4 separate regions of the Mus musculus genome follow, and all the other regions are linked to region 4. The links are chromatin loops, found by intact Hi-C in ENCODE. Cell type or tissue: left cerebral cortex. All regions are shown on one strand.

Region 1 (8,000 bases), 220 kb before region 4:
CAAGGACATCATATATGTATTTCCACATTAGAAATCTTTACTGACATCTTGATTATTAAACCTTCAAGGGTTTTATAACCAATTGTGTGTCTGACTTGTGAAAAACAAATGGTTAGATGGTATAGGGAATTTGTGCTTAAATTACAAGGACAGGAAGATCTTTAAATACATCTAGGGCTCTATACCGCCATGGTATTACTGCTGAATGACTGAAGTCTGATCAAGAAGAATCATCTAAAGGATCTAACCTGGGGTCACCTTCTAGAAGACATGTTATACTTAAGAAATTGCCAGGAACATGACAGATGGGGTCAGACTAAACAATCATCCCAAGAGGTCAGAAGCAACATGGCACACCAAATGTAAGCCATGTTTCTCAATTAAACCCTAGACCAGAAAGGACCAGAAAGAAAGGCTTAATAGTGATGTGTATGTGTGTCAAGTTGACAAGGGGTCAATTGTATTGGCTGGTTTTGTATGTCAACTTGACACAGCTGGAGTTATCACAGAGAAAGGAGCTTCAGTTGGAGAAGTGCCTCCATGAGATCCAGCTGTGGGGTATTTTTCTCAATTAGGGATCAAGGGGTGAGGGCCCCTTGTGGGTGCCATCCCTGGACTGGTAGTCTTGGTTCTCTAAGAGAGCAGGCTGAGCAAGCCAGGGGAAGCAAGCCAGTAAGTAACATTCCTCCATGGCCTCTGCATCAGCTCCTGCTTCCTGACCTGCTTGCCAGTCCTGACTTCCTTTAGTGATAAACAGCAATGTGGAAGTGTAAGCTGAATAAACCCTTTCCTCCCCAACTTACTTCTTGGTCATCATGTTTGTACAGGAATAGATACCCTTACTAAGACAAATTGGTTTCTAAGACAACTTATGTCTGGCATTGAGTGTGTGGAGGGACACACAGCAAGGCTGAAGGGTAACTGTGAGAGCTGTACCATGGTTATATAGAAGAGCATCTTTCTTTCTTTTGTTTTTTTTAATAGTACATTGAAGGTTTTAATGACGTGGACCATCACATACTCACATCACAGTTTGAAGTATTTAACAGAAGAGCACTGATTTTAGGTAAGTGTATGGGAAAAGAAAATAAAAATATAATATTGTTGGGACTTCAGGAGAATCTTGATGAGGGAAATGCTGGGTCTTTGTCCCATGTTTGCAACTTTTCAATAAATTTGAGTCTATTTTAAAATATTTTTTAAATGATTCTGCAATCTAGGGAAAAAGGGCCATGTTGGGTTTTGTTTGTTTGTTTTTTGTTTTGTTTTGTTTTTAAATTCCATCACCTCCGAAACTGCAAATTCTTTTTAATAATGTTGGAAAGATCTCTGTTCTCAGTTCCTTCTCTTGTGGATGCAGATACCTGCTGGTCACACTGCTGGTCTCTCTCTGAACACTTCATATCTTAGCAACCACAGACACATTGTGGCTCTCTATTCCACGAAAAAATGGTGCTGATTTTGTCAACTCCTCATCTAACTCCCTCCTCCATGCTGCTGCATCTCCAAATGGTAATCCTTCATATGAGTTTTAACATAAGGTCTAAACACTGGATATTTACCTCAGTAAAAAGTCAGAGGGAAGGCTTATTGGTGGGACCACCATAATAATCCTTACATATCAAATAATGCCTACATATCAAATCTCTATTTCAGAATCTCTGAAATGCCCAAACCTGAGATACTTACAGAGTCTTTGTTTCAGTCACTTGTACCCTCATCTGGGTTTTCACAGCTGGCCTGTTCTTACAAAGCTGAATTTTCTACATTTTAAGGAACTTAGTCAATTTGTGTCTCAATACCACGGTTTTCCATCACCCTCAACTGTACTCAGCTAATATCTCAGCGTCAATTCTGAACCATTATGATATGTTGCCCTGAATCGGTATCACCATTGAAAATAACTGGGGCTGGTTAATGGACCTTTCAAAGGATGTTTTTATATACAGTAGTTGTTAAGTATCAGCTGCACTTATATGTTTCTACCACACTTGTGGGCACTATACACACTGCAACATGTCACTCCATTAGACTCTTTCAGATTCAATTACGGACTTTCACAACAATGGAGAGAAAGCACTACACACACATAGAAAAACATTCAAGCTATAAAATTACACCTATGTGGGAATACACAGGAAAATGACTGGAGTTTAAAATACAACAGTTTCGATGAACAAGCTCAGTTATCAGATCAGCTAACATTTCAATGACTGCCTCTAAAAGGGCCAAGAAGGCTGAACTGTACTTGTTGTTGCTGTTAATCTCCTGATTCCCCAAAGTTTCCAAAGTGATAAAAGCATTTCCAACTGCTGTGAAATTCACAATATTGAAGATGAACATGGACTTTCAGGAAATAGTGGTCCCTATGATGAGACTGGCTTTAATTTTTAAAATGTTATTACATTTAGTGTGTGTGTGTGTGTGTGTGTGTGTGTGTGTGTGTGTGTGACCCTTGGTGAAGTCTCATGACTTGTCATGGGCAGAACTCATGTTCCTACTCATTTACTATAGCTCCCTCTCTAGAGTTATTTGCTTCTATCTTGTGTGTAGCATGCATTAATTAGAGTCACTTACAGATTCTTAAAATGAAAAATGATCACACAGAGCAATAGATTTACACTGACTTAAAAATAAAACAAATCTTCAAATGCAGGACCATGAACAGGCCATAAAATCTGACTCCAGTTTCTTATGTAACTTCAACAACCTTACCTTGCTTCCTAATTAAAGCAAAAAGTGCTAAACATAAAGTGGATAATCATTACAGTTATTGTGCCATAAGGACCATAAAGAACCAGGTGCTTCCAGCATAGGAGGCAAAAATAACTTACCACTAACCTAGTTCAAAAAGAATGTCATTTAAATCAGTCACATTTTAAGAGCAGATCTTTGCCTACAAAACACAAATAAGTAAAGGCCAAAGGTAACTATACCACTCTTGAACTACAACAGACAATGAGATAAAGGCACTAAAACTAAAGTTCTTGCTTTTAAATTAGCTGATGCATATATATATGTGTACACATATATATATGCAGAGATCTAATACCACCACCTTGGGTAACTGGAAAAAAGATCATTATTCAGTGACAATGAGGTGATGGCATTCCACATAAGGCATTTGTAACACCTAGACGCTGGCTAATTGACTTTTGGATTTAACCCATAAATTCAAACATTTTACAAAAACACCTCCTCCACCATTGTACTACACAGTGAGCAAAAGGTGTTGCTTCTCACCTAAAATTCTCAATGTAGGCACACTTGAGCTCGCATGTGCACACGTGCTTGTGCATGCACACACACACATTCTCTCTCTCTCTATTGTATTCTCTCTGAGATCTCACTAAGCACACTGAAGGTGCAAACATTAGAAAGTATTGAGAAAAGAAAAGCTCTGTAGGAAAAATAAAGGTGTGTGTGTGTGTGTGTGTGTGTGTGTGTGTGTGTGTGTGTGTGTTGGAGATAGGTTCTCACTATGCTGCCCTGGCTGGCTTGTATCCCAGGCTGGCCTTGAACCTGTGGTCCTCCTATTTCTGTCTCTTCAGCATAGACCACCACCAACATACGCCTAAATGGTTAATTTTTTTTTTCTTAAGTGGGAGATTAAGAGATCCCTAGAGTAGGTGAGCAGGACTGTGTCAGAAGGAAAAAAAAAAAAAAAAAACGGATGTAGAAAGAAGATAAAACACGGAAAGAAGAGTTAGGGCCCGTGGGAGTTACTTAACAAGTAATTGGCAAAAATTAAGTCTAGTGTAAGATGCAATTCCTTTGAAAAATCACTTACTTTACCTCACCTGCAATTACTGTTATGATCTTAGAATTGTTACAGCCCTCCTGTTCCTTCTGAATGATTCTGTAACTTTAACACCCACTAAATGTTTTGTTTATCAAAAGATCCAAAAATCTATTTCCTTTCTTGTCAACTAATGAGATTTCTAAGTCCAATTAATTTGGCAGCTAAATAAGTGTTCCAACAACTTATCTTTCCATGTGGTTATTTATAGTCAATTGCTTTGTACTTTTTTCTATTTATGCATTCTTAGATCTAGCTTTTTCCAATGGTTCTCATCTTTCATGTCTTAATCAAAGGCAATCCCAACCCTCGAAGCTGAACCCGTTGAAAATTTCATCCTTTTACTAGAAATTTAGTCAGCCCCAGACACTTCTAAAAGACTACAGCGCGCGCGCAAACACACACACACACACACACACACACACACACACACACACACACACACACACACACACACCATTCCAGCCTGCGTTCCTGGACCTGTCATCTTTGATGCAGTGCGGCTGTCAAAGTAGGATGACAACTTGAAGAGAGAGTGAGGAGGGGGCATGTAGGACTAGAGAGGACTAAAGAAATTCACAAGGTTTGATCAAGACTGGCAGGCAAAAAAACTCCCACTCTCACTTCCGGCCGCATCCGCAGGCTGAGGGACCTGGCTTTGGTTGTCATGAGAGATTACAGTCTCTCTGCGCTTTCAAACAAGGGGCATCCGTGGTAAAGTTGTGCTCCTAACCCCTTCTGGGGCTAGTTGGGGGTCGCAGGCGAGTTCCAACACTAGTGAACCACTGGCGGGAAGTGGGCCGGACACCGTACCCCGATGCTCTCAGTGGCGCCGCTGACTCCCTGCCCCGTCCCGCGGCCGTACCTGTCCCGCAGAGCCTGCTGGAGCTGGCCCACCCTTTCGTAGTAGCTGGGGCTCGCCAAGGGCGCAGAGGTGGCGGAGGCCTGGCGCAGGCCACCACCACCGCCACCGCGCCCTCGCGGCATTGCCACAGGGCAGCTGGCGGGCCAGCGTTGCCCAAGGAGACCGCCCCAACATGCACCGCGGGTAAACAAGGCGCCTAGCGGCCTGAAGAGGGCGGGGCGAAGGGCGGGGCGCCGAGGAGGCGGGGTTAGCCGCGGTGTGGGTCCGGGAGGGGCGAAGACAGAGAGACTGGCAAGGGTGGAGCAGCCCTGGTGGTACAGGGAGAAGACAAGGGAGCTGTGTCACGTTCTCTCTGCTACCGCTGTGTTTCTCTTCCCCTACAGAATCCGTCCTACACGCATTCATTTTATCAGATGCAGTTTCTTATTTACCTTCCTAGAATTTGCAGTGAGAGACCCTGTGACAAGATTGTTTTGATACCAGCACTTAGAAAGCAAAACAAAAAGCTAGAAGAAAACAAAATTTAAGAACCGCAAATATGCCCTTGATCTCAGCACTACGGGCAGAGGCAGTAGGAATTCTGAGTTCGAGGCCAGTCTAATTTACAGAGTGAGTTCCAGGACAACAAAGACAACACAGAGAAACCTAGTCTCAAAACACCAAACCCCACCCCCAAACAAAATAAAACAAACAAACAAAGAAACCAAATATGCCATCCCACGCTGGAATGTTTTTCAATGCTCAGGTTGCCATCAGCCCTTTCAGGGGAGAAAGATTTGGTTTCTAACTAGGTCCTTGTGAATCAAACCGTTTACTTCTGCAGTCAATTCTCCAACAAGGCCCCCAGCCAGACTACATTGGCATAAACCCTATGTCCCACAACTCAGCTGTGACCATACAAAAAGCCTAGGTGCCCCAGAGTGAATTGGGCAGACTATTACAGCAAGACTAACTTAACCTTAGATCAGTTCAGAGGAACTACTGGTTATAAAGGCCCAGAACAGAATCAGTCTTTATTCTTGCCTCCATCAACATGGCAAAAGGCTTCCTGAAGAAAGACAACTGGATTCTAAAACCCACTTGGAATAGGAAATTAAAAAAAAAAAAATGTACACACGTACTTGTAGTCAATGTGGTTCCTTATCCTAGACTTTTAATTTTATGTCTCTTTTCTCAAGTCGGTAGTTTTATTTTCATGCAAAGCATCCCTGACACCAACATTTCTTTAATAGTGTGTCAGGACTCCATGGGGATTGCACCATATCTGAATGGGTTAGGGATAGGGAGCTGTGTGTCAAAAAGTTCAGCAACAGTAAACCGTTCCTGAATGTGTAATGACCAAAACTCAATTGAAAAATCAAGGCATAATAAATCTAAGCTGCTTCTGACGGCATGTGTCCGTGTCTTGTCCCACTATAACATGCTCACTATACACTGCACATGTCCATTGCGCTCTGACTTATAGTACCATACTGGCATTAGGGGAAGCAACGAAATGGTCAAGTCAGCAACCCTAAATTATGATTTTGCCTATCCTTCCTTCCTCATACTGTCTGCCTAAATGCTGAAAGGTAGAATATATCCATGTAATCTCAGGACTCAAGGGGACAGGCAGGAGGATCTCTAATTCCAGGCGGGCCTGACCGACCTTGGCTTAAAAACAAAAACATGTGGACCAGACGATGGCCCAGCAAATGAAACATGCTTTCTTTGCAGGTATGGCAATCTGAGTTTGATTTGATTCCCAAGAGTTGTTCTCTAACCTCTACTTGTACACTCTAACACACATGCATACACACACACACACACACACAAACATGCACACGTGTGCGCTTCATTGAATTAAAATGTCATAAATCAGCATAATGGGCTATAAGCAAAATAGGGTCTCTGCTCCTGCCTTGACCAATATACCTTTTTAAGAACATGGAAATACAGTCCATGTTCCTAAATATGTGGAATTTAGTTCTCTGATTCTTTCCTAATCCACCCCCTAATTTTCCACCCTAATTAAATTAATAATTCCCTAATTTCAGGGTTGCATGATGAGACACACCTCACTCACAGTAGGGATCCATGTGCCCGGCCTTCTCCCCATTCGACCAATCCCATCTGTATCCATATGTTTGTCTCAGCCTCCTTTTGGCCTAAAGCTAAATACTAGTGATGGTTCCTTATAAGAACGGCCCAGGAAAGAGATCTTTGAAGACTCTGGAGAGCAGTCTGGGACCCTCTGAGTTGGAAATGCCTGGATTCTGGGTACCTGGGACTGTGTTCTAGGAGTTGTGTGTGAACTGCCATGGGCATCCACTCGACCTCACATTAAGTGGTCAGGAAGGGACAAGAGCAGGCCTGTAATATGCAGATCTAGTGCAGGACCCTCTTGCCCAGTTGTAAGGTTAGCACTGATATGGCTTTTAGTTACTCTGTCAACTCATTCTATCACACTGATGTAGTGCTAGTGTACTGAGGTTAATTTACAGCCTGTAGTGTGATGCCTAATCATCATCTGCTTCATTGGATTTGGAATCACCTAGGAGACTCATGCCTTGGTTGAGGGTATTTCCAGAGAGATTTAAAGGAAGACAAAGATCCATCCTGAATGTAGCCTGCAGCATCCCAGGGGCTGTAAGGTCCAGGTGGAATAGAGACCGAGTCAACAAGAGAGCGTCAGAATTCCCTGTTCCTTGTTTCCTGTGTCTACCCAGATGTGAGGAGTTTCAGCTACACACGTTTGCTATAGTGAACTCTGACATCCCTTTCCTACCATGGCAGACTGTTCCCTCTTAACCCACAAACCAGAACGAATCCACCTTAAGGTGCTTCTGTTAGCATTTGATCACAGCAGTGAGAAAAGCAACCTATACATATCTAACTAAAGTTTTACTACAGTACTTTGGTAAGTCCTTCAAGGCCTGTAGATGACCAGGCCCCAACCCCAACCCCCAGACTATTCTAATCTAAGTAAGGGCATGGCTTTTGAGAATATGTTGAGATTAAAATTTTACCTTTTAAAAAAATCATGTTCTTTAAAAAAAATTAAATTGAGCCTTGTGCATGTTAGGTATTCCACAAAGCTTTCTGTAGGATCCATCAAATCAAAGGACAATATGAAATGTTATGTTTAAAATGGCTCGAGTCAAAGCTGACCACCGCACAACACTTTTGCACCTGCATATGAGATCATTATGGTTTTTGTGTTTTTGTTTTTCCTTTATAAGCTGACATAAAAAGGCACTCAATGCCATGACTCCACCCCTGAATTCTGATGTATGATCCTGATCAATCAGTATTACCACATGCATTCAATAAACCATACCCATCTGACTCAGGTCA
Region 2 (8,000 bases), 620 kb before region 4:
GAGTATTTGCACAGATATCATGAAATATGGTTAATGGTAGGGCCCAAGTGTAAACATAAAACCTATGTTTCATGTACAGCTACCTGGAGCTTGAAGGTAACTTTATATAAGATTTTTAGTTCTGACATGCTCTGGAGATGACCAATCTGTGAGATCAGCGTGGAAATCTCCACTGGGGCTTCATGTCAGGGGCAAAAAGTTTGGAATTTTGGAACATGTAGTCTTTGGATTTTCAATTTAAGGATGCTCTGACTACATAAAATGAAGATTCTAGAAAAACGTCTTCAGTGTGGATATATAACAGGGATCTGTTTCAGTGTTGATTTTCTTTAAGATATGCTGAGATTTAATGATCAAGATTTTAAGAGAAATGAAGAGACACAGGGAGGTGCTTGCTAGTGCAGCCTCTGGATACAAGGCCAGGCATTCATTGTTCATCAGTCAGGTACCATGCTGGGTTGCAGGGCTTTGAGACAGTGAAGTTGCTCAGACAGGGTGCTATCCTCTCCATGGTTGTAAAAGGGGAGATAGAAGAGAGCCTGGCTACCCAATAGACAGGTGCCAACAAGAGGCCCAGGGCACATTTCTGGTTGTTCATGGGACTGAAGGTAGCTTTGTTTCCATTGCTGGGTCTAAGTCAGGCATTCTGAACACAGGAGGGAAAGTCACATAAGTGTCGGCCATATTTGGAAGCATGGCTTCATGTTGGCTGCTTGATGAGTGGGCCACATAAGGAGGTGGGAGAAGATCATGTGGACAACAGGCTGGAAAACAGAGCAGCAGAGATGCCCAAAGGCACACAGCACCCAGGCTCCTGCAGTATTCTCTTCAGCTGGATAATCTTCCTCTGCAGTGGTTCTTATACACTAGTATCCAGGAGAAGACAACACAGCAGAGAAGGAAGATAAAAAATAGACCGTGAGGTTAGCAGCACATATCCAAAATGTGGAGAGCTTGGTGAGGAGGGGACAAGAAAAGTGGAACTACTGCAAAATAGCACCCAAGGAGCCTCAAGCCCACAGCAAGCTGCATCTAGAATTGGTGGAAGAAGCCCCCATCTGGTAGACAGTGCAGCGAGTTAGGCTCCTTGCTAGTATTTAGCTGAAACCATACTACAATAACGTTTTAAAATAACCCTCTAAGATTCCATTTTTGTTTAATTTACATCCTTGGTAAATAACATAATACATGGTGGCTCCAGTCTTAGAGAAGTGAACCATTTTGCACCAGTAGAAACTGCCAAGTCATGTAGAAAGGGACCCTACAACTGAGTTGGAATTCTACTACTGGGGAGCACCTGTACTAGAGATCTGTCTTCTTGTTTGCGCACATATAAATGATCTTGTGTAGAGTCCAAAAGGACCACTGATATTGGGGATCTCCATTAAGAACTGTGTAGCTGGAAGTCAGAAAAGGGGGTGGGGACTTTACTTACATCCGTTCAGTCATTCTCTTTAAATTTTGAGCCACATAAAAGTGTTGTTTTTCCTAATTAAAAATCAAAACAAAAGCTCCAGACTACAGGTAAAAGCAACTCTTCCATTTCCCAACACCCCACCCTCTGGCCAACTTGGTCCTCAGTTCACAAAGCGTCCTGTTTCTATCCCTTCTCATTTTCACAAGACTTTGCATTTCAGCCTTAAGTTCCTGGCTTGAGTGAAAGACAAGTTTGTGCTCTGGAGAAAAACACCTCATACGAACAAAGTCGCACATGCAAGGAGTTCCCATGATGGGCAAATAAGGAAACCAATCCAAATGTCCCCCAGAGGAAGGCAAATCAAATGAATCCGCTGGGTTGTCTTATTCTTATTAATGACTCAAGTCACCTGGGAAGAGGGAACTTCAACTGAGGAATTGCCTCCATCGGATTGGCTGTGGGACTATCTGTGAGGTGTTTTGTTAATTAATGATTAATGTGGGAAGTCCTAACCCACTGGAGGTGGTGCCACCCCTGGGCAGGTGGTCCTGGGTTCTATAGGAAAGCAGGCCAAGCAAGCCATGGAGAGCAAGCCAGTAAGCAGCATTCCTCCATCACCTCTGCTTCAGTTCCTGTCTCCTGGTTCCTGCCTTGAGTTCATGTTTTGGCTTTGTTCAATGATGGATCATAACCTTTAAATCCTAATAAACCCTTTCTTACCCCAAAAGTTATTTCTGTCAGTGTTTGATCACAATAACAGAGAGCAAGCTAGGATACTAACTTATTTCCACTATACCCAACTGAGACGATTGGATTCCTTTTATACACTGAAACCTTGTATCTATTACTATACATAACACATATAAATATGTTACAAATATGAATATATAGTCTATAGAAAATATGCATACTATAAATTAGTCTGATATATCATACTTATAACATTTATAGTTATATAATCAAATCTTATTGCATATGTCAAATATATATTTTATGTAACATTTTAAAAGTACTTTTACATTTGCAAATATTATATGAACATGTATATATATGTATATGTGTATATGTATATGTACACTACTACCAGGCATGATCACACACACACACACACACACACACACACACACACATATATATACCCTTAATCCCAATCCCAGTGCTTGGGAGGCAGAGGCAGGCAGACAATTGAGTTTAAGGCCAGCTTGGTCTATGGGCAAGTTCCAGGCCAACCAGAGCTACATAGAGAGATCCTGTCTCAATATGTATCATACATACATACATACATACATACATACATACATACATACATACATACATACATACAAAAATATCTTTTAAAATGGTTAAATATAAGACATATTTCATATGTATGGATGAAGCATGTATGTGTCTACATATCTACTTTTCTATCTACACATACAGAAATGAATACATATGTAATATATACATTAGTCATTTGTAAATGCATAGAAGACTTGTGGAAGCATCATATAGTCAGGTAGAAAGATAGACAAGAGAGAAGGAAATGTGTAGCAGCTTGACCTCTGAATACTTACTATAGGATAAAAATTGAAGTACTCTCTTGGTGCAGGCACGACAGGCATCTGCCGCTAGAGGGCGCAGGAGATTGACAAATCATTCCCAGGGGCAGATGCTTCTCTGGGGTTTCAAAAGGCCAGTGACTTCTCCCAGCTGGATGTCCAACTCTGGGTTGTGTGGAGGAAGCCTGCAGCACCAGAGGGCCTCTCCAGACTATTGGGAACCTGTGTCACTAATCTGACCTCTGTCCCCGGACCTCATATTCGAGTCTGCAGATGCTGTTCCCATGCAGAACACAGAGGCAGCCGCCTCACAGAGCCTGATTTCAAGAGGACCTCCTGAGAGATTTGTGTGGGCCTTTGTGGGTCCTCAGTGACAACAGAGAAAAGGCTGGGCCTCTGCAACTGGCAGAAAAAGGCTGGATTTCTGAAGAGTCTCAAGTTCATCCTGAAAAGGTAGTCTCTGGTCCCTGGCTCTAGCCCACAACTGTCAGACCTGAGGTATGTCCTGCCTCTACAGACATGTGCTCAATATTCTCCCTAGTCTCTTGTTCTGTTCACTTCTCTTTCTCCTTTGCATTGCAAGGGAAACCTTTTTAAGAACGCAAATAAGTTTATGCTCTACGTTATTCATTTTAAGATAAAACAGCAATTATTGCATAGGTTTGTTTGTTTGTTTGTTGTTGTTGTTGTTGTTGTTATTGTTGTTGTTTGTCTCCTATGTGATTCTGAGCCACGAGTGGTGATATCACCTGTGCTCCAGCTACCCAGAAGACTGAAGCTGGAGATGGCTGGAGCCTGAGTTCAAGGCTAGCTGAAGAGTACAGCAAGTTATACCAAAACAAAACAAAACCATGATATTCTGCTAGCTGGAAATCTGATCGCCATTACTCCTAACAGAATTTCCTGCTAGAGCAGGGATTCTTCATCTGGCCTGGACCAGGTCACTGGGCAAGTTTTAAGCACTGCTACTGCCTGAACCCCATGGACAGAGATTCTGCTGGGAATGGTCTGGGCTGTAGTTGGGGAATTGGGTCCGTTGGTTCTGATGAAGCCAGTGTTGAGAACTGCTCTCTGGTGACCTGTAAAGTGCCCCGTGTTCTGTGGCACTCCCTATAAAGCATAGAATCCGCTCACATCGGAAACCAGCTGCCCCAGAGTCTCCGAGGCCCCGATATCTGTATTCTGTCCCCGGTGGACAACTTCTCAGCAAGTTTAAATGAAGCTTTTAAGAAGCTTCTAAAGTAGACCGACCCAGAAGGCAAGGGTGTAGGGGAAATAACCTTTTCACGACTTCTCCCGGAAACCAAAATTTTAGATTTCTTTAGAGGCGAAAGATTTTCCTGTCTACAAAGTTATTTCTGACTTCTTTCAAAGGCTCCTGTGTTATTATTTTGTTTTTGAGGTAGACTCTCACTCTGTGATCTAGGTTGGCTTTGGATGACTCCTGATTCTCCTGCCTCAGCTTCCCATGGACTGTGACAATAAGATGTTTACCACCAAGCCAGGTTCCCTCCTTGTTTTGTAATTCCTGGGTTTCTCTTCTAGTATTCACTGCCATCGTCCACCTAGCAGAGAGCAGTTGTGAGGGCACCTGTGGAAATCTGAGCGGCAACTGTCCCAGATCGCCAAGCAGAGGCAGAGGTTTGTGGGTTTGCTGCACATCATAACTGCACGTGCATATGGGATAGGGTGGAAGTTTGTTGCATGTACACATTGGACATGCTGAAGTCGGATCATTAGCATTTAGTCATCTTCTATAGTAAGCACACTCAAAATCCCTTCTTCTAACTGCTTTGAGAGATACTGCATGCCGTATAACTGTGTTCCCTTTCCTGTGTCCTGGAACACTGAGACATGCCCCACCCACTGAATGTGTGTCCCTTTCCTGTGTCCTGGAACACTGAGACATGCCCCACCCACTGAACTGTCACACAGAGTGAGTCCTGGGAGCTGTACTTTCATAGGGGCTCTAAATAATAATATTTTCATCTGCTGAAGTTTTAGCATGCTTGATCTCTTACACAAACAAGCACAACTGACTCACAACCTGGATTTTAAAGTCAAATTATTATATAAGATTACATAAGTTCACAAAAGCATATAATATACTTTGAGCATATTCCCTGCCATACTCCACCCACTATCCTTCTCCTTCTCCCCCCCCCGCCCCGCCCACTAATTCCCCAGACAGTTTCATTATCAGTGTCTGATCATCAATACCTATGTGGATTTATGTACCTATGAAATCTTGCATCCACAAAAGAAGAAAGCATGCATTGTTTTTGTTTTGTTTTGTTTTGTTTTGTTTTGTCTTGTTTTTTTACTTGCCAGAGAAGTCTCCCCAGTTAATTTGCAACTCGGTCCCAGCTTTTCATTCTCTTACCAAACAAGCACTAACCTGACAACCTGCAAGGCTCTTCAGCAGAGACACTGGGCTCCAGATAAGCCCATGACAAGAGAGCCTCATGCTGTGTTGATCAAGCTCCACTCTACTGCATAAGAAAGCCCCTGGGCCTCTCACACCAGCTCCCTCTTTCTGAACAACAGCACCAGCCCTGCATTTGGCCGAAGCCCTCACAAGATGATGGAGTTCCCTGACCCTCCAGCTAGCTCTCCTTGTCCTCCCACCCAGGGAGGTTCAGCCCTTTGGCACAGAAGCAGTAAAGGCCATTCATGCTTTAGTGACGCCAGCTTCCTCCGAATCCATTCTGCCCCTTGGCATCTGACACCCCTACAATGGGCAGAACTGCAGGAGAAAAAAAGGTTGACTGCCAAGCAGGGAAGACTGCCAGGTCTTGTCCAGGCATACCCAAAGAGGGCTATCTCCAATGTCCCGGCATTACAAGGTCCCGTTTTATGCTTCTAATGGTTTTGCAAGCAGAATTAACAACTGATTGACACAGTAGTGTAAATATATCAAATCACACATTGCGGGTGTATAATTATAATGTTGAATTCATAATGTGAATGTACTATACAGATGTGTGCAGATGTGTGTACCCATCTCTCTAGAGGTGTAGCTCCGACTCTGCATTCGTATAATCCTGTCCATGAATAGACAGTCGAGCTCACCAACCCAACAACTGCTCAAATAAACGAGTCTACTTTCTCTGCCCCCTGATGCACATCACCACGTTCCTAACATGTCTCGCTGCACTTCTGCAACAAGTTCAGGAATTAAGTCTCATCCCTAAGGCTCCATTAACCTATCCAAGAAATGGATATCAAAAATTAGCATAGTCATATGCGGCAGAAAGTGAGGCCTTGGTGCAAAGATTTCCCAGAATGCCTGTCAGCTCCGATGGATAAACACTGGTGATAACCTGCGTGGGCCAGAATTAGGCCTTAGACCTGGGATCCATTTTCAGAAAAGCAAGTCACCTTGATTCATTTCAGGTGGTTCTCAACATGTGACAGCCTCAGAGCCCACACTTGGTCTCCGATCCGCCCAGCAGGTCTAGCTGATTTTATTTACCTTGTCCACGCAGAACAAAAGGGGCACCATGAAGACAGGGTTCAATTTTGCTTTATTTCATCTTATTTCATGGATCCTTGGGCTTCAGCGCTGATTCCCTATACCAGGCACATCGAAGGCCACATTTGATTTTGCTGGTGTGCCCCAAAGCCCCTGGTTTCCAATGGGTGCTTAATTATGACTGGAATGAAACAATTTATTAAAATTAAAAATTGCCCATGTGGTGGTAAACTTCATCACTGTGCATTGAACACCCACTGCACACCCAACTTGGGCTAACTACCTGACATACAGTTGTTGCATTGGCTCTTCCTGACAACTCCAGGGAGCAAAGAGCCATGAAGCAAACTCACCTGACAATTAAGGAAACTTGGAGTTCAGAGAAGCCAAGAAAGTGGCAAAGAACTGCACAGCCCATTAAATGGTTCATGATTTATAACTGGAGGCAGCCTGGCTTCCAAAGTAGGGGAGGGTTTTGTAATGTGACTTTCTAATTCAGTGTGCTTTTTTTTTGTAAAACTGTAGTCTATATAGTGTTCTGAGTTTTGTAATTATAAATATTATAATTTTAAGCTGTTACAGTTTTGTAACACAAAGCTACATGGGACTGTGTGCATGAATGTAATTTTTTTCAATTGCTCTTTTATGTAATGATGTCGTACTTGTACAAATTTCTCAAAATAATCAAGTGAAAAATCAGGCCCATCTTCTAGGGTCTCATTCAGAAAACCGAGGAAGATGTATTCTTTGGTTTGTCTTATGAAGCTGTCCTGAGTTTGATAACAAAATCCATAGTCAGAAGGAGGAAAATTATAAGTGCAAAGCCAGGTACTCATAATCTCAACAATGTCGGGGCTCATTCAGGTGGACCCCAAGTTTCAGGTCAGCAGGGGCAATACAGTGACACACCGGCTCAAAATCAATGAGGCCAGAAAGATGCCGCCACAGTTAAAGACTTTTTTTTGTACAAATCTGATGACCTGAGTTAGATCCTGAGGCTTCATAGTGGAAAGAGAGAACCTGAAACTTGACCTCTCACTTCTACCCATGCACAGAGGCACATGCCTTCCCATACACTACACACACCATCATCACTACCATCATCATCAATAAAATTTGAACTGTAAACTGAACTGTATTTTTAAAAGATAAATAAAATGAAGGGGAAAGGGGGGCTGGAAATGATTTAGTGGATAAAAGCACTGACTGCTCTTCCACAGGACGTGGGGCCAATTCCCAGCACCCACATGGCAGCTCAGAACTATCTGTAACTCCCAATCCCGGGTCCTGACACCCTCACGGGTCTTGGAAGAGCGCGAGTGCTCCTAACCACTAAGGTATGGTCCCAGCCCTTTCATAGTAAAATCTTAAACGCTCTCTTTTGGAAGTCAGAATGAAGACAAAGATGTCCACAATAACCATTTCTCTCCAACGTTCGCAGTGGGGTTTTCATCCAATACAAGAACACGAGAAAAATCCACATTTGTATTCTTTAACTAGACGATATTCTGAGAGATGTATTTGTAGATATCTTGTATAAACACCATAATTTGTGAGCTTACACAAG
Region 3 (8,000 bases), 330 kb before region 4:
GCCAGATTTGTGGGATACCTGCCAATGAGAGCTGCAGATTGGTGTGGGACCAGTCTAAGAGAAAGAAATGTGTTGCAATCAACAAAGCTGAAAGGAGTTGGAGAGCTGACGAATGCTTTGACATCATACTCAGAGATGAGATGCAGGACTTGGAGTTTGTCCTGCTGGCTTTTGTTCTTGCTTTGGTCCAGGATTTCCTCACCATGCTCTCTTTCCAGTCTTTTGAAATGGTAAAGTATTTTCTGTGCCAGCGTATATGATCTGCTTTATTTTTAATTTTAATTTTATTTTATAGGAATTACAGTTAAGAGATTGCCATGAGTCTCAATAGAGACATTTAAGCAGTTCTAGGACTGTGATAGACTACAGGAATTTTTGAAATTGAACTGAATACATTTTTGCATTATTATATAGCTACAAGCCTATATAATAATGGGGTCAGGAAGTGGAAAGTGGTGGTTTAAATAAGAATTGCCCCCACAGACTCATATATTGGAATGCTTAGTCACCAGGAAGTTGAATGGTTTGAAAGGATTAGAAGGATTAGGAGGTGTGGCCTTGTTGGAAGGAGTGTGTCACTGGGAGTGGGCTTTAAGATATCAAAAGCCCATGCCAGGTCCGGTCTCTCTTGCTCTGCTTTCAGATCAGGGTATGGCTCTCAGCTACTTTTCCAGCACAAAGCCTGCCTGACACCGTGCTTTCTGCCATGATCATAATTGATTAAGCACTCAAGTAAATGCTTTCTTTCATAGGAGTTGCCTTGGTCACTGTGTCTCATCATAGCAATAGAATAGTGACTAAGCCAGTGGCTCAGTAACTGTGAGACTGATTTAAAAAAACAAAACAAAACAAAAAAAATCCTGGAGGAATGGGAGAGACGTCCATCAGTTATGAGAACACATGTTGCTCTCACAGAGGACTAGGGTATGGCTCTTAGCACCTGCATGGCACTCACAAACATGGATAATTCTACTTCCAGGGGACCCAGCACCCTCTTCTGACCTCTGAAGACAACAGGCACTCATGTGGCACACATATATATGCAAGCAAACATCATACACAAATACAATAAATGCATTAAAAAAAGGTCTGATTTACTAGTCCAGGCCTGGATGGATTCACTGGTGAATTTTACCCGACTTTCAAAGGAGAACTAATACCAATGCTTCTTAAACTATTCCATAAAACAGGAAAGGAGCATTTCCAAAGTCCTTCTGTAATGCCAGGATTTTCCTGTGTCAATAAAGGTACAAAAACAAGACAAATGACAAACCAATCTCCCCGGTCATAGGCGAAAAAGTTCACTACACAACGCTTGCAAACCAAATTCAGTAAGACATCAAAACAAAAACAAAAACACTCACAACCTACAGCCAACACTGTTTCAGTACACAGGGAAACGTTAAAGCAGTTCCAGTGAGATCAAAAGAAAGACAAGGCAGTCTTCTTTCTCCACGTCTACTAAATGTACTGAAGGTCTAAGCTAGAGCAGAAACACCAGAGAACCAAATAGGAAAAGAAAAAGTCAAATTATCTGTGCTTGCAGATTCTATAAAAAAGAGACCCTACTAACTCCACCAGAAAACTCTTAGAACTGATAAGCACTTTCAGCAAAGTGGCAGGATACAAAGTTAATTTATAAAAATCAGCAGCTCCTCCTATATATCACTAACAAGCATATTGAGAAATGGGGGAAGCAATCCCATTCACAATTGCCCTCCAACCATATATAACCTTGGGATAAACCTAGGCAAGGAAGTTAAAGACCTTTCTAAGGAAAACTTTAAAATACTTTAGAGAAATTGAAGAAGATATCAGAAGATGGAAAAAGTTTCAATGCTCATGGATCAGTGGGGTCAATATTATGAAACTTGCTATTTTGCCAAAATCCACAGATTCAGTGCAATCCTTATCAAAATTCTCGTGCTGTTTTCTATGGAAATAGAAAAACCAATCTTAAAACTTATTTGAAAGCACAAGAGACTTCTGATAGCCAAAACAATCCTGGGGGTGGGGGGAGGTTTAGAGGCATTGGTTTAGAGGCATTATCATACCTAATTTCAAGGTATCTTACAGATCAACAAGAACAACATGGTAATGAACAGACACATAGATTAACAGCTACAGCTATAAGATTTCGGGGCCTAAAAATAAACTCAAGACAGAAACCTGGAGGCAGGAACTGCAGCAGAGGCCATGGAGAGAAACACTTCTTACTACTTACATTTCTTACAGGCCTTGCTCTCCGAGGCTTACTCAGCCTGCTTTCTTTTACATCCTGGGACCAGGCTCAGGATTGCCTACAATGTGTTGGGTTGGGCCCTCCCATATTAATCATCAATCAAGAAAATGCCTCACAGGCCAATCTGATGTGGGTGTTTTCCAATTGAGATTCCTTCTTCCAAGTGACTCTAGTTTGTATCAAGTTGACAAAAACTAACCAGCAAACTAAGTGTAAATGAAAATACCACAGGAAACTTGGCACTTTGTAAGAAAAAAAAAAAGTAGAACACACTCCAGTTCTGCCTTCAAAAGTACTCACTGAAGACAAGGGCACCCGAAGGAGGGCACAGCTGGGAATGCTGTTTCAGGTCCCTGACATATGCCAAGAGCCTCCACATCCTCATGAAGGTCAAGACCAAGACAAGTCTCCTCAGCATACAGGACAGAGCCAGGAAAGACCCCATGAAGGCTTCCTGTAAGCACGCCCACCTCCTTCCTGTTCCTTGAAACTGTGACTGCAGATGGCTTTGGAACAGTTTGGGAAGGCAATCTAATTTGAAGTGAGCTAAGATTTCCATTTGAAAATGCATACGCCTCTCCTACACATACCACTTGTAGATAACTGGATAGAATACACATTGTCCCACAGGCCAGGAAGGTGAACCAGACAGAGGTGAGGCACTTTGCAAGTGGCTTTGCATCACGAAGAAGGCTTGAGTGAACTGCTGAGCACTCTCAGAAAGTCCAGCAGTTACCCAGCTCTGCTGATAAACCTGCCAGACCAATGAGAAGCTCACATGGGGAGGGGAAACAAGCTCCTATACCTAGCTAGGTGGTGACAGAAATGGGACCATGGGGCCACTAGAATGGTATATGGCACAGCCACCCTCTGCCCAGGAAGCATTTGAGTAGGTGTATCCCAGCCAAACAACAGAAAGGCCAAAGGCATGGAATAGCATGTTGCATTAGGGCATGGCATCTGACCTGGTACCATGAAGGACACCCTTTAAGTCTACATAGCAGGCCAGCAAGAGCACTAGAATGTGGCTGTTCTATCTGGAGGGGGTGCATGCAATAAGCCTTCTCAAGACAGCAACAGCAGAAGAGTTGGGATGGGGCTTGGTACTCACTTCTGGTCCTGAAAGGTGGACAAATTTAGAGACTAGAAGACTTGGGGACTATGGTAATGTTAGCAACATACTGACTGCCATTCCCTCCCTTATACCGGGGGGGGGGGGAATCCACATCCCACTAACAAACACACCTGAATTACTGGATTTGGGGTCCACTCGAATTTGGCAATTAACTCTGAGGATCCTGCCAAGAATACAACTTGTGACGTTGAGGACAATTAAGAAATGGCCCTCAGTGGGACGCATCATCCTGTTCTAGGGCCTAATTGTAAGACTGGAGGGCCACTGATATGGCTCTGTCAGTACATGCCTACTGTGAAACATGAAGACCCGAGTTTGGATCCCCAGTGCCCATGTCAAAACTGGATGTGTGTCTGTAACTCTAGTGCTGGGGTCAGGGTGGGATGGAATCAGGCAGCTTCTTGGAACTCAGTGGCTGCATCTAGGCAAATGGATGAGCTTCAAGTACACTGAGAGAACTTGTATTGAAAAATACGGTATAGAGCTATCAAGAAGAACATCCAGCATTAACCTCTGGCCTACACACACACACACAGACACACTCACACACACACAGACACACACACACACACACACACAGACACACACACACACAGACACACACACACACACACAGACACACACACACAGAGACACACACACACACACAGACACACACACACACACACAGACACACACACACACAGACACACACACACAGACACACACACACACAGACACACACACACACACACACTCACACACAGACACACACACACACACACACAGACGCACACACACACAGACACACACACAGACACACACACAGACACACACACACACACACAGACACACACACACACAGACACACACACACACAGACACACACACACACACAGACACACACACACACCGACACACACACACACCGACACACACACACACACACACATGAAAAGAGAGGCAAGTCCACCTATGAGAAGATGTATTATCTTGGCTGTGAACCACAAAAATTTCTGTGGATTTGTAATCAGTATTAAAATTTTTCAAATAGCATCTTTGGCTGGATTTTCTTTCCTTCAAAAATAGACATTTTTTTCTGGGAAAAATGTAGGAGAAAAAGTAATCCAGAAAGAAACGAAAGTATAAATAATAACCATACCAACAAATCTCCACAAATACCAATCTTAAATTTTAAAGGTCGCCAAAGTCCGAGGCTGTTTAAATTGACAAAGTCTGAGCGCCCCCTGATGGCCAGTTGGAGCTCCTACAGCACGTGCTGTAATTTTTGCTGTCCTTGGGCCAGCTAGTTTACTTCTTCCCGTCAAATAAAGTGACTTTTCTTAACTGTAAGGTCAATGCAGATTTCCTAAGCTGGAGATGGAGATGTGCACTTTATAAAGGTACATGAAGGACTGCCAGAAAATTTTCGTTTTTACTTCAATGGACAATTAGTATCTAAGTATCTTTATACCGCTCCAGGGAAAATAAATGACCAGACAAGAAAGAAAAGCTGCGGCCACCAACTGATTATCAGCTGCACGCTGGCGCCCTCCGCTGGCCGATCCCATGGCTGCAGGGCTGGCAAGAAATGCCACCCACGGTGGCCCTGTTAAGGGGTGCGGGTGGTCCGGTGACTTTTAGTACCTTTCCCCTAGGCAATTATGCTGCAAGCACACACTCTTTTCTTTCAGCAAAAATCTTATCTTGATTCAACCAGAAGGCCGGAGTTACAAGGGAACCCGTAAGCTGAACTTACAAGGGAGCTGTGAGGATACACTCTCCATTGAATAAATGGATCCTGGAGAGTGAAGCCGCTTCCTGGGGAAGGTAAAGAGAGACAATGTTTGCAGAGGAGAGGAAGCTCTGGCATGCACCCCGGAACAAAAGGGAACAAGTGGTCTTTACTCGGAGAACAGCTTCCTATTAGGACTCACTCCTTCGTACATCATGCCTTTCATCCCCACTCAACCACAAAATGATTTTACTGAAGCAAATACAATGGTAGAAAAAGATTTACACTGAAAGAATCTTTAATAATAAACTGTTGCCGATCGGCCTACTTGCCCGTGATTTATAATACAATAAACATCGGATTCTATTACGGCTCACACACTGAAGCCTCTGCTCTGCAAAACGGAATCTAAAAGCGCGGGGACGCCGCCACCGTCACAATGAAATGAGCATGTATAAATGTGCTAAGAGTATCTCTTTGCATCTTTTATAGCTTGTGTGTATTAATCTGTAACGCTTATTAAGAAAGTCATTGCTATGCAAAGCAGCACCCAATCCCTTTCTCTGGCTTTTCAACAGAGTGCACTGTTTAGCCAATAGGAGGGACCCTCTGGCCCTCATTCTGCATTCATCACAGGCAACATTTACACAATGTATCTCTCAAAGGCGGCTGAAAAGAAGGCCTTAATACTCATGTAAACAACTGCAAACCAATTACTTAATGAATCAGGCCCACACATAATGAGGTGCAGACAAAGAGCTATAAATGCATTTTTGCGCCCAAGCCCCTGCTTTAAAGTAAAATCCCTCAGCTGTAGTTTGGGCTTAACTAGCACATCATAATTATTGTCTCTAGGACATCAGAGGAAGCCATTTTTTTTAAAGGTCCAACAGGGTCTTTTTTTTTTTTTTTTTTTTTTTTGAGATTGCTCATCAGCTCACTGACAAAACAGAGCAAAGAAGAATTTTTAAAAGTGCTACAGCAGCGTAGCACTGTTATGTTTATTCTCAAGTACTGGGTTTCGAGACCACTTGTAAAAGCAATAAAGCACAAGGAGTGACTGCAGTAAGTGGGATCCTTAAATGTAAGCCTCTAAGAAATTTCAGCAAAGCCAGGCACAAACAGCAAAACCTGAGCTCTCCAAAGCCCAGGGTGGGGTATTAACAATAAGAGACCCAGCACAAGAACCAAACTGTGCAGAACAGCACACCAAGCCACACTCACCGTTCAAAGCCTTTCATGCTAGATTACTATCAAGTGTCCAGAACTGAGGGTTCCTGGAAGACCTTTTAGTGGGTTTCTTTTTCTTAAAGGGGCCTGATGAGATTACTTATGATTTATTTGAAAATTAATTTCATACAGAAATATAATAACAAGAGGCTCCATACTTTAATTTGTAGAAAAACAATTTCTATTTTTCCTCTGTCGAACTGGGGCCAGGTATAAATGACCAGGCTGAGAAAGTGTCCTATCTGATCCTATTATTTTCTAAGTGTGTTTAAGAACTTCTCAAAGGACCTACATAAAGAACTTGTCTTAATGCTAGGCACTAGTGGTGCTTGCCTTTAATACGGATCTCTGTGAATTTGAGGCCAGCCTGGTCTACAGACTGAGTTCCAGGACAGTCAGGGCTATACAGAGAAACCCTGTCTCAGTGTGTGGGATGGGGACTTGTTTTAATGTTTTTAAAACATAATGGGGACAAATACTTCTGACAGTCTTAAAAACTAAAGGGATACATTTTTTAAGCCAAATGGTAACATTAAAACTGGAAACTATCTGTAGAATTTACTGACCTTTAAAAATCCTCTTAAAAGACACACAACTTGAATTTATTGTATAACCCACCGATATAGTATTCAACACTCTCCCAAACCCAGTAAGTTCCTACTTTCTCAAAAATACAAACAAAAACCTGGTATTAAAGGTAATTTCTTATAAACAAGAACGCATTTTGGATACTCATCAAGTTTTGAGAAACTTAACCCATCCAAGTAGCCCAGGTCCTAAAATACTGCCATGCTTCTGTAAAATACAAATGAACAGATTTTTTTCCCCCATTTTCATTTCCTTTTAATATGACATTTCTGGATTAGATCATTTTGTTATTTGGACATTACACAAGGCAGAAGCGATGTAAAGGTCATGTTTTAACATTTTAGCAGGGTCAAGTAGTAAATTCAAAGGTATGCAGTCATCTAAAGGACACTTTTTTTAACGAGCAATGCTACTGCAAAGGAGACCTGCCAGGCTGTTTGAAATAGTATTTAGTCCAAAGTAAAAGAGTAGGCGCTGCATCAGGCAATTGTTTAGCTTCACATTATGAATGTTTCCTAAGTGACTTGAAGTCACCGCATGATCACTATCGATGCTGATGGCAAATTCAGCACAGAACTTATTATAGCTCACAAAACTTGCAAAAAGTGTTACATTTTAGCAAGTGTGAAAAGATACATTCTGTCCTTTAAGGGGAGTAAGCAAGGACACATAAGAAAGGAGTGAGTAATGTGGCTGGAAGACTTGCTTAAAAAAAAAATCCATACATAAAAAATAATACAGAGCAATTGCCAGTCGGTCGTCTATCAATTGTCTCAGAAAGAAGAAACATGCCACTTTATTTCTCTTAAGGCCTGATGTCTTCTCCCTGCCCTTTTCCTGACAGCCTCCTTTGTGTGGTCTCTAAGCAGTCCTACTGCGAGCAGCTGTAGACGCTAATTTGTGGTTCACTGAGGTGTCAATTGAGTCTTAAACCGAGGAAACAACAGCTGCAAAACAATACTTGGCTCTGGGGCAAATATTTTCAAAGGTAGACTAAAGTTTCGGCTGTTATTTTATATAAACAAAAAACCCAAACCATAACCCTCCATCAAGTCACACACAAAATAACACACAGCCAGGGCTGAACTCAT
Region 4 (8,000 bases):
ACGAATATAGTGGCAAAGGAGTGAAAGCTAAGAAGAAGAAAAAAATCTCGTTGCCTGGGGATGGGAGTGGGGTTGGGGAGGGGAGAGCAGAATTGAATAAACGATATCATTAAGGCACAACATATTCAGCGGTCAGGGATTTAATAAGTGGATGTTGATTCATTGGCTGGGTGAAGCAGAGTTCCTGAGGCGTGTTGAAAGCTAGCAGGAGTTAAAAGACGTTTAAGCCATTATTCCTCCTGCCTTTTCTTTCCCTCTTTTCTTCCCCACCCCACTTCCCTTCCCCACCTCAACTTCCTCTCACCCCTCTCTTTATATGCTTGCTTTGTTTGGTTTCTTTGGGGAAAGGACTCACCATCTAACTAACCTAGGCTGGCCTTAGACTTACCCTTCTCTGCCTTAGTGTCCCAAGCTCTGAGGTGACAGGCATACAGCCCCATGCCTAGATGACTCCTGGTTCTAAGGTAGAAGAGCAGACATTCGAACCCTTTATGAAATGTAATTTTACTAAGTTTTTTTCCTCAACGTTTTCCTAGAGGGCAAAACTGAGCCCATATTTTTTCATTTGTTTGTTTGTTTGTTTTCTCTAACAGTTTGAATGAGTTCATGCTTACTGTTATGATTTTTTTTTAAGGAGAGAGAGAAAGTCAGACCCACTGCTGTTTCAGACTTTGATTCTCATTTAGCAACCGAGCTTGTCAGAAGACTAGGACGGTCCTGCTCATAAGCCACGAAGCCCATCCAAGCTCCAACATCCCCACCTTCAGGAAATAATGCAAAGCTCACAGCAGTGCCCAGGACCTTTTTGATATGGGAGCACATCGCACACCCTGAAACAATCTCCTCTGGGTTCCCCTTCCCTGTTTTCCCCTCCTCCTCTTAGCTCTCATCACACAGAAGCATGCCAACTCTGATAGTAACCTAATCTCCAGCCAACTGCTCCCCTCCCACCCGGTCCAGAAGATGAGAGCAAGAAGAAAGAAGTACCCACAATCCTCTGCTACAGAAGAGCAGGCTTCTGTAGATGGTCATACCAGTTAGATGATGCTGCAGAGACTCAACCTCCGAGACCCCCACCTACTTACTGCTGTAGAGCAGAAAGGAACAAAAAAAGAGACAGGGGAATTCCACACATTTCTCTGGTGTTAGAGAAAGTATTGGCAAAGGTTTCAGAGAGTCTAAAGTTAACAACTGAACAATCTGAGAAGGACTGAGGCCTACAATGAGGTATTCCAACAATGCTCTCTTCTCTGAACATTTTCTGTTCCTTTGTGAAGATATGTTGGATTCCACTTTAGCCAGTGAACAATTCTATTGTGGCACTCCACCAACATTAGAGAAATGCACGGAGCTCAGGGATAGACAGATGGCTTATCACACCCCTATTTCCCACCAGCTCTCCAGACTGGCATGTTCAATGGAACTTTCTAGAGTGTGGAAGATATTCTTTACAGGTGCTTATTTTTTACCAATACAATAGCCACTGGCAACATGCGGCTCTAAGCACAGGAAATGTAATTAGTGGGACCGAGCAAACTGAGTTGTTGATCTGTGTGCTTATTTATTTAAATTGCAATATCTTCAGGAAGCCAGCAGCCACTGCCAGGGACAATCGCGTCTATGACAGTAACATCACAACTAGAGTTGGGAATTTGCTCATGTCCCGAGTTGGGTAACTTTTATCAGCATATTTACAACATAACTGCTTCTCTTTGCCCACTTTGTTTCTTACACAGAACATTCCCCACCTTCATCTTCTAACACCTCTATGCTTCAAAACTTGCCCTTCCCTAGAGGAACATAGCTTTAGCAGAAAAGTGGGCAAACATATCAGAGAGACTTAAGGGGTTCACAGTTTTGGGATTTTTTTTTTCAGAAGTTCATTTTGTTTCCATGTTTTATACATCAACTAATAGGGCCAAACTAGCTGGGAATTTGGTGACAGTGGGTTTGAGCTAAGTAGCCAGGCTCTGCATCCAGAGATTTAACTAGCCATAGATGGAAACAAATGGGAAAAAAAATTACATCTCTGCCTATTCATGTGCATACTCCATTCTTGTTATTACTCCCGAACCGATACAGCACAGCAACTACCTACACAGCATTTACACTGTTAGGAGAGCTGAGAATAAAGTATATGAGAGGGCATATCCAGGTCGCATTCACATTTTGTCATAGGGTTCTGGGGCCAATCCCTTTCTGTATAGCAAGGAGAAATTCTAGTCCTCATTTGGCCTTCAATTTTCAGGTAGAAAAAATTGACAGGAAGTCTGTAGTAACTGGTCTACAGGAAGTCTGCAGTAACTGGGCTACAGGAAGTCTGCAGTAACTGGTCTACCTTTCTAACAGACACTAACAAAGCATTCACCTGTGTTTTCTGAAATGCCCTGGCATGAGAATCACCTGAGAGCTCCTTAGAATAAGTTTGGGGCTGGAGAGATGACGTCTCAGGCAAGTGTGGGTGATTCCAGGACTCTACATAAGGATGGATGAATGGAGAGAACCAACTTCGCTAAGTTGTTCTCTGACCTCCACATGCACACCCGTGATGGTGTACGTGTGCATGCGTGTGTGTGTGTGTGTGTGTGTGTGTGTGTGTGTGTGTGTGTGTGTGTGTACCCATGGCACAGGCCACAGAAGACATCAAGAGAAGAGGAATCCAATCCACGACACCTCTGTAATGATACCCGTTGCTCTGTGCGTAGGAACTAACAGTCTGTGTCAAAAGCTTATTACCTTTAAGTGTTCTTAATACAACAATAATAACAGTAATAACAATAATGGAGTAAAAGGAGACGGTGGAAATCCCAATGCTGAGAGTGACAGACTCTCCTGTACACACTTATCTCAACCGGAGTTAGACATGTCAATCACACCCTGGGAAAATGCTATGAGAAAAAAACATCTCAAATTGATAGGTTATATATACATTCTAACTTGTTTGACAAATTTCATGTGGGTTTGATGCCTCGTATGGATTCAATCCCTGACAAATCCTTCCGCAGTCTTCCTTAAAAACTCCAAGCTAATAAGCCTTGGAAAAATGTGTTGTGTGAGGCTTCTGGGGTCAAAGGAACCATGCCTAATCTTTACAGTCAGGTTTCTGGGGTTTAGAGCAAGCCAGGAAGCAGTCTCTCACTCACAACAGTGCCTTGTGGAAGCCCATTTCTATTGGCTCATTTAAAAACATTGAAATTGTCTGCGCTAAGAGCCAAAAGATGTTGCCCCTCTCTCAACAATCCTTTCCCCCACACCCCACTGTAGATTTAAACCAAAGACTAAAACTACTAAGGACCCAAATTATACTGCCTCCATCTTGTTACCCCCTGGTTAAGCAGCACCTCCTCTCCAGGGTGGGGAACCAAATTTTTCAAAGCTTTCTTTTGTAAATGTGAATAAGAAGACAATGTCGGACTTCAATCATGCCAGTGTGAGGGTGAGAGTAGGGGTGGGAGTGGAAGAGAAACAAGCTCATTAGCCAAGCCATGCTGTCAGTCACTTCTATCTAAGATTCATTTTATTATTTTATTTTATTTTATTTTATTTTTTGCTTGTGAAAATTCAGCCTGAAGCAAACAAATGTGCCATTTTCTTCGGCGGTATGTTACAATTAGACACAATCTTCTTGCCCCATCGAGTATTCTGTAATTCAAGAGCTTTCATTTTATTCCTCCACTAGAAACTTCTTGGGGTTCTCTGGAAATGGAGATCTGAAACCAAAGAGGGTTTCCTTCCTCCGTTTGTGACCCTGACCTTTCAAAGAGGTAGACTGCACTAGAGATGGAGACAGACAAGGTATTTAGACGCATGCATCATTCACTTGGTGCCTGGACACTAACACGCTCATAGTGATTCTGGGGGGCTCTTGTTTTCTGCCTTTGAGCGTTTCCGTCCTTGCCGTATTACACTTCTCCGCCTCTGTCATTAGGTGCATCTGCTCAGACAAGTTTGCTATCGTTTATCTCACTTACTGGCACATGGAGCACACCATTAGTGCCACTGAGGATTACCCCAGCTCCAATGAAGATGCCTTAATAGTTTTGAAGGAAACTCACCCAAATTACAGGGCATGGGGGTAGAGTTCAGCCGTCTATAGACGTGAAGCTCTTCCAGCATTGTGCTGCATTCTCTTTCATTCATTTCCCATAGAGCAGGTTAAACCTCTTGAATTAAGATCTGTGCTCAGATGCCAATGGAAATGGAGTGTGCACAGAAACGGATGTTTACTCGAATGCGTCTACTGCTAAAGTGCTGCTTCTGCCTTCCTCCTTTTTCACGGCCTGTTTCAAGCTCTCAGGAAGGAATCCGGTATTCCAATTATTTCATCGTTTCTCCCAAACCTGTGGTATTTGAGCCTGCTGACAGCTACAAAGACTTTTGTTTTGTTGTTTTGTTTTTAAAATAATAGCTCTGGTTGGTTTTTTAAAATAATACCCGTGGAAGGAAGCTTTAGTTAATTTCAATTAAGAGGTGTTATAGGATACAATTAAGAGATGCTGTGTAATTGCCTTTGATTCTAACGGTAAAAAAGAACTCATACTGCCTTTTAGGTGTCTGCACGCCTCTTTAAGTCGACTATAGCCCAAGGCCACAGTCATTTACTCCTGAATTTGTACCTTGCTGAGGCAGGAAGTGAATTATGGCCAAGAGCCGAACTGCACCCACAGGGTCTCTTCTTCTATCATGCTGTGCTTGTGCGCCCTCTGCTGTCTTATTTAATGATGACGGCTCTGAGAAAGGAGCTCACAGACGCCTAGGTGGACTAAGACAATAAAGGTGGCTAATTTTTTTTTAACTATTTAAACTTTAAGAAGCCAAGATGCTTACCTAGATGGACAAGAATATATATTTTCGGAACCTGTCTCCTTTCCCTACAACCATCTCAAGAACTTAATATCCCCTTTTAAAAGGATACCTGGTACAGTTGTAACATTTATCTTTCAAAAATGGAGGCTCTAGGCAGGCTATTTAGGCATGTGAAAGAGGTCTGTGCACAGGCATGTGTATGTGTGTGTGTGTGTGTGTGTGTGTGTGTGTGCGCGTGCGCGCGTGCAGGTACCCCATTTCTGGCTGTTTTGTTTTATAAACGAGCAGCTGACACTGCCTCCACTTTCCATAAGGTGTTGTGTAAGCTCAGACCTACTATCGCCTCTTCCAGCCAGATGACTGATACTAAGGTGAAACTGAATCGCTCACCTATCTCACATATAGTGCATTAAAATGTTAACTGCCATGTGCATACTAGGACAATGTACCATATGGTGATTCTAAAATGTGCTTGTACCTCCAAAATATGGTTTATTTTTTACATCAACCACTCTGGTAATTGACTACTTCCAGAAGTGTAGACACTATACTCTGGATGGCCAGCAGAAGCCCAAGCCGCTATCATTTTAGGATCCCAACATTCCTGGATACAGAGGGAGAGATGGGGCTGACCTCTCCGTGGATGCTGGAATAAAGCATCACTAGTGTAGATCTGTGCTCCCTTAGTATGGAGATAAAAGGACAACTGTCTTCTTGGATCAGTGCAGAAGAAACATGGCTTGACACCCTTGCAGGGGTGTCAGGGTTGGGACGTGGTACTTCTCTGCTTCTCTGCTGTGACTGCTCACAGTTGGGGGGTCACCAAATCACCTGCACCCCGAAATCATCTTCACAACTGCTTTGCCCACTCATCTCCACTGTTCTACAATTCTGTTCTACAGTTTGCTCTTCTATTCTGAATTAGATTCTTCCTCAGAACCCCAAACTACTCCATCTCAGCCTCTGGATCAGAGATTTCAGTGCTTTCTACAAATACTAAAATCTTCAACAGAGCTTCCAAAGCCCGTGAAGACATACATCTCCCCCACCAACCTCACACCTGCAAGCTCCTCTTGCAACACGTGTTTTACCGTTTATTGAATTTTGAAGTTTATTGAATTTTGAGATAGGATCCAACAATGGTATCTATGCTGTCTGGTGCCAAGCCTGCTGTCTAGAACAGGCTATAATGAGTGTAGGCCTTTGGAGAACTAGTAACAGTAGCCAGCTCTCCTTCAATAACCAACCACAGATTTCATCAGTTTGGTGCATATAACAGGGGGCCATATGATGTAACTAGGAGAACGTGGTAAGGAGAACCTAGACATTATCTCCTTAAGTGTTGAGAACTTCTGAGAGCACCAAAATTCCAGAAAATTCTCTGCTGGATGACGGAGCTCAGGGGCCAATGCTTTCTCACTTTGTTATCATTTGTCAAGATTTTGGGAGTGGATACAGCCAATGGAACAGCAATCTTTCTGGTCCGTAGGACATTGGAAGAGGAGTGTAGTAGCTCAAAGAATGATCAGTGGAAAGGGCCATTTGTTTTAAGCCTTTTAACTAATGTTAACCCATAGGATCTTCACACAAAAGCTTTCTTGGAACGGTTGAAATACTCTCTTATTTGCTTACACTTCTTCTAAGTAGTAGAAACATTAAAAAAAATGCTCATAATTTCAAATCAGGTTGAACTGTAGATCTAGGTTCTGTGAGATTGTGTGTTCTTTTTTGTTTGTTTGTTTGTTTTGTTCTGTTCTGTTCTGTTTTCGAGTCAGGGTTTCTCTATGTAGCCCTGGCTGTCCTGAAACTCACTCTGTAGACCAGGCTGGCCTCGAACTCAGAAATCCGCCTGCCTCTGCCTCCTAAGTGCTGGGATTAAAGGCATGGGCCACCAAGCCTGGCAAAAAAACAAACAAACAAAACAAACAAACAAACAAAAACCAAAAACAAAACAAAACAAAAAAACTTGATTTCTAAGGAAGGTTTCCAGCTCCACTTCTCTTTCTTGATATTGCAAAACAGGAGCTGGATACGAAGCCCAACCCACTGAGAACCACAGCCCAGTTATGAGTTTACCCTTTGCAACTTAACAGGACAAACCCACAGATTACCCTCAGTCCCTTTAACCGGACCCTCCGCAGATTGGTCATACCAGCTTTGTCTTGCAAACGGATCCCACAGCTTTCCAATCCTAAGCCTTTCTTCTGCCAGTCCCACTTCCCAGACAGTGCATCTGAATGAGCGTGCAGAGATGTGTGCTGGCCTGAAGGGTCTTAAGCAAGTGACTGTCCTGCTGTCCCCACACAAGATCCTTCCTTTGGCTTCCCCACAAATGCCTCGACTGCCTTCTGTTGTTCTGCACAGTGACTTCTATTCTTATGGGAGGTCACCTTCAAGGTTAGGGTGGCCACATGCCACCCACACCCCAGTTGCCTCTAACTTAAGGCTGTCCTCATTGTCTTGGTAATTGTTTGCTTTGCTAGGAGGGAGAAGAGTCAATGTAGGTGACCTTCTCGTTTAAGTATGTTCTTTTTATCCCAGGAGCAAGCAGAGAGGTTCACCTTCATCTGTCAATGCCAGCTACCCAAAGGCGGATGAGCATCTGGATCCACAAACCGTTCTGCACGGAAACAAGGTGACCTTAGAGCAAAACTGGAAAGACGCATTTCTTGTCTTTCCCCCCAGATCCAAGAAGGTAAGTGTCACAGGCCAAGGATAAGAGCACAGTCTTCTAACTCACAATGAAGAAGTTTCATATTGTCATGCTTGGAAACAGTGGGAGGCTCTGGGTGGTACAGGGGTGGCTGGCTACTTACACGGAACTATTGCCTCTACTTTAGAAGATTCCTACTCAGTGCAGCTCTTGTGGACACCACCCTGCTTTTATTTAAAATAGACTTGACTTTTACTTCGCTTGCATTTAAGCCTCTGGTTAAAAGAGGAAGAACTAGAAATGACAGTGCTGGGCAGAAACTCTGGCAACATGAAACTTGGTCCCCAACGCAGAGCATTCCATTGACCCCAGGTAAGTGGTCAGAACAAAATCTCTCTAAGTACAGGATTCTCTGTCTGGACTCTGAGCCCCATTTCCACTGTTGTGAACATCAATTTCCAGGAAATCTGTCACCAACTGGAGGACATTTAGCTGGTTTCAGCAGAGCCTTATTTAAATATGACACTTGAATCTAAGGCTA

Evidence for each region. Peaks named below come from ENCODE experiments on the same cell type or tissue, not always from the same donor. Only the 100,000 strongest peaks of a DNase experiment are listed, where the experiment ranks them.
Region 1: it touches region 4 in a loop (2.3-fold over the local background); 2 of 42 quality-filtered maps call a loop at or near these places.
Region 2: a loop joins it to region 4, with 2.9 times the contacts of the local background. A loop is called at or near these places in 8 of 42 quality-filtered maps.
Region 3: it touches region 4 in a loop (4-fold over the local background); 23 of 42 quality-filtered maps call a loop at or near these places.

The regions. Positions count from the first base shown.
Region 1 is chr2:146,852,708-146,860,707 of GRCm38, reverse strand. Kiz (kizuna centrosomal protein) reads right to left here and starts at 4,828. Exons shown (of 14, transcript NM_001033298.4): 1 at 4,665-4,828. The coding sequence starts at 4,786. In left cerebral cortex, a CTCF peak has its summit at 4,856 (motif pointing right); a DNase peak (open chromatin) is centred at 4,881; H3K4me3 peaks cover 1,143 bases; H3K27ac peaks cover 772 bases.
Region 2 is chr2:147,251,968-147,259,967 of GRCm38, reverse strand. The region is part of intron 1 of Nkx2-2os (NK2 homeobox 2, opposite strand); the gene reads right to left. It overlaps Gm39955 (a long non-coding RNA gene), which reads left to right and starts at 3,112. Exons shown (of 4, transcript XR_866809.2): 1 at 3,112-3,456; 2 at 4,504-4,599; 3 at 7,654-7,770. In left cerebral cortex, a CTCF peak has its summit at 3,029 (motif pointing right); DNase peaks (open chromatin) are centred at 3,058 and 5,592.
Region 3 is chr2:146,956,355-146,964,354 of GRCm38, reverse strand. The region is part of intron 12 of Kiz (kizuna centrosomal protein); the gene reads right to left. Among named protein-coding and RNA genes, the nearest start is that of Xrn2, 53 kb to the left of the region's middle. In left cerebral cortex, CTCF peaks have their summits at 4,655 and 4,886 (motif pointing left); DNase peaks (open chromatin) are centred at 2,690, 4,656, 4,909 and 5,583; H3K4me3 peaks cover 1,075 bases; H3K27ac peaks cover 1,007 bases.
Region 4 is chr2:146,630,530-146,638,529 of GRCm38, reverse strand. No RefSeq gene overlaps it. Among named protein-coding and RNA genes, the nearest start is that of Gm52577, 59 kb to the right of the region's middle. In left cerebral cortex, CTCF peaks have their summits at 772 and 4,687 (motif pointing left); a DNase peak (open chromatin) is centred at 4,704.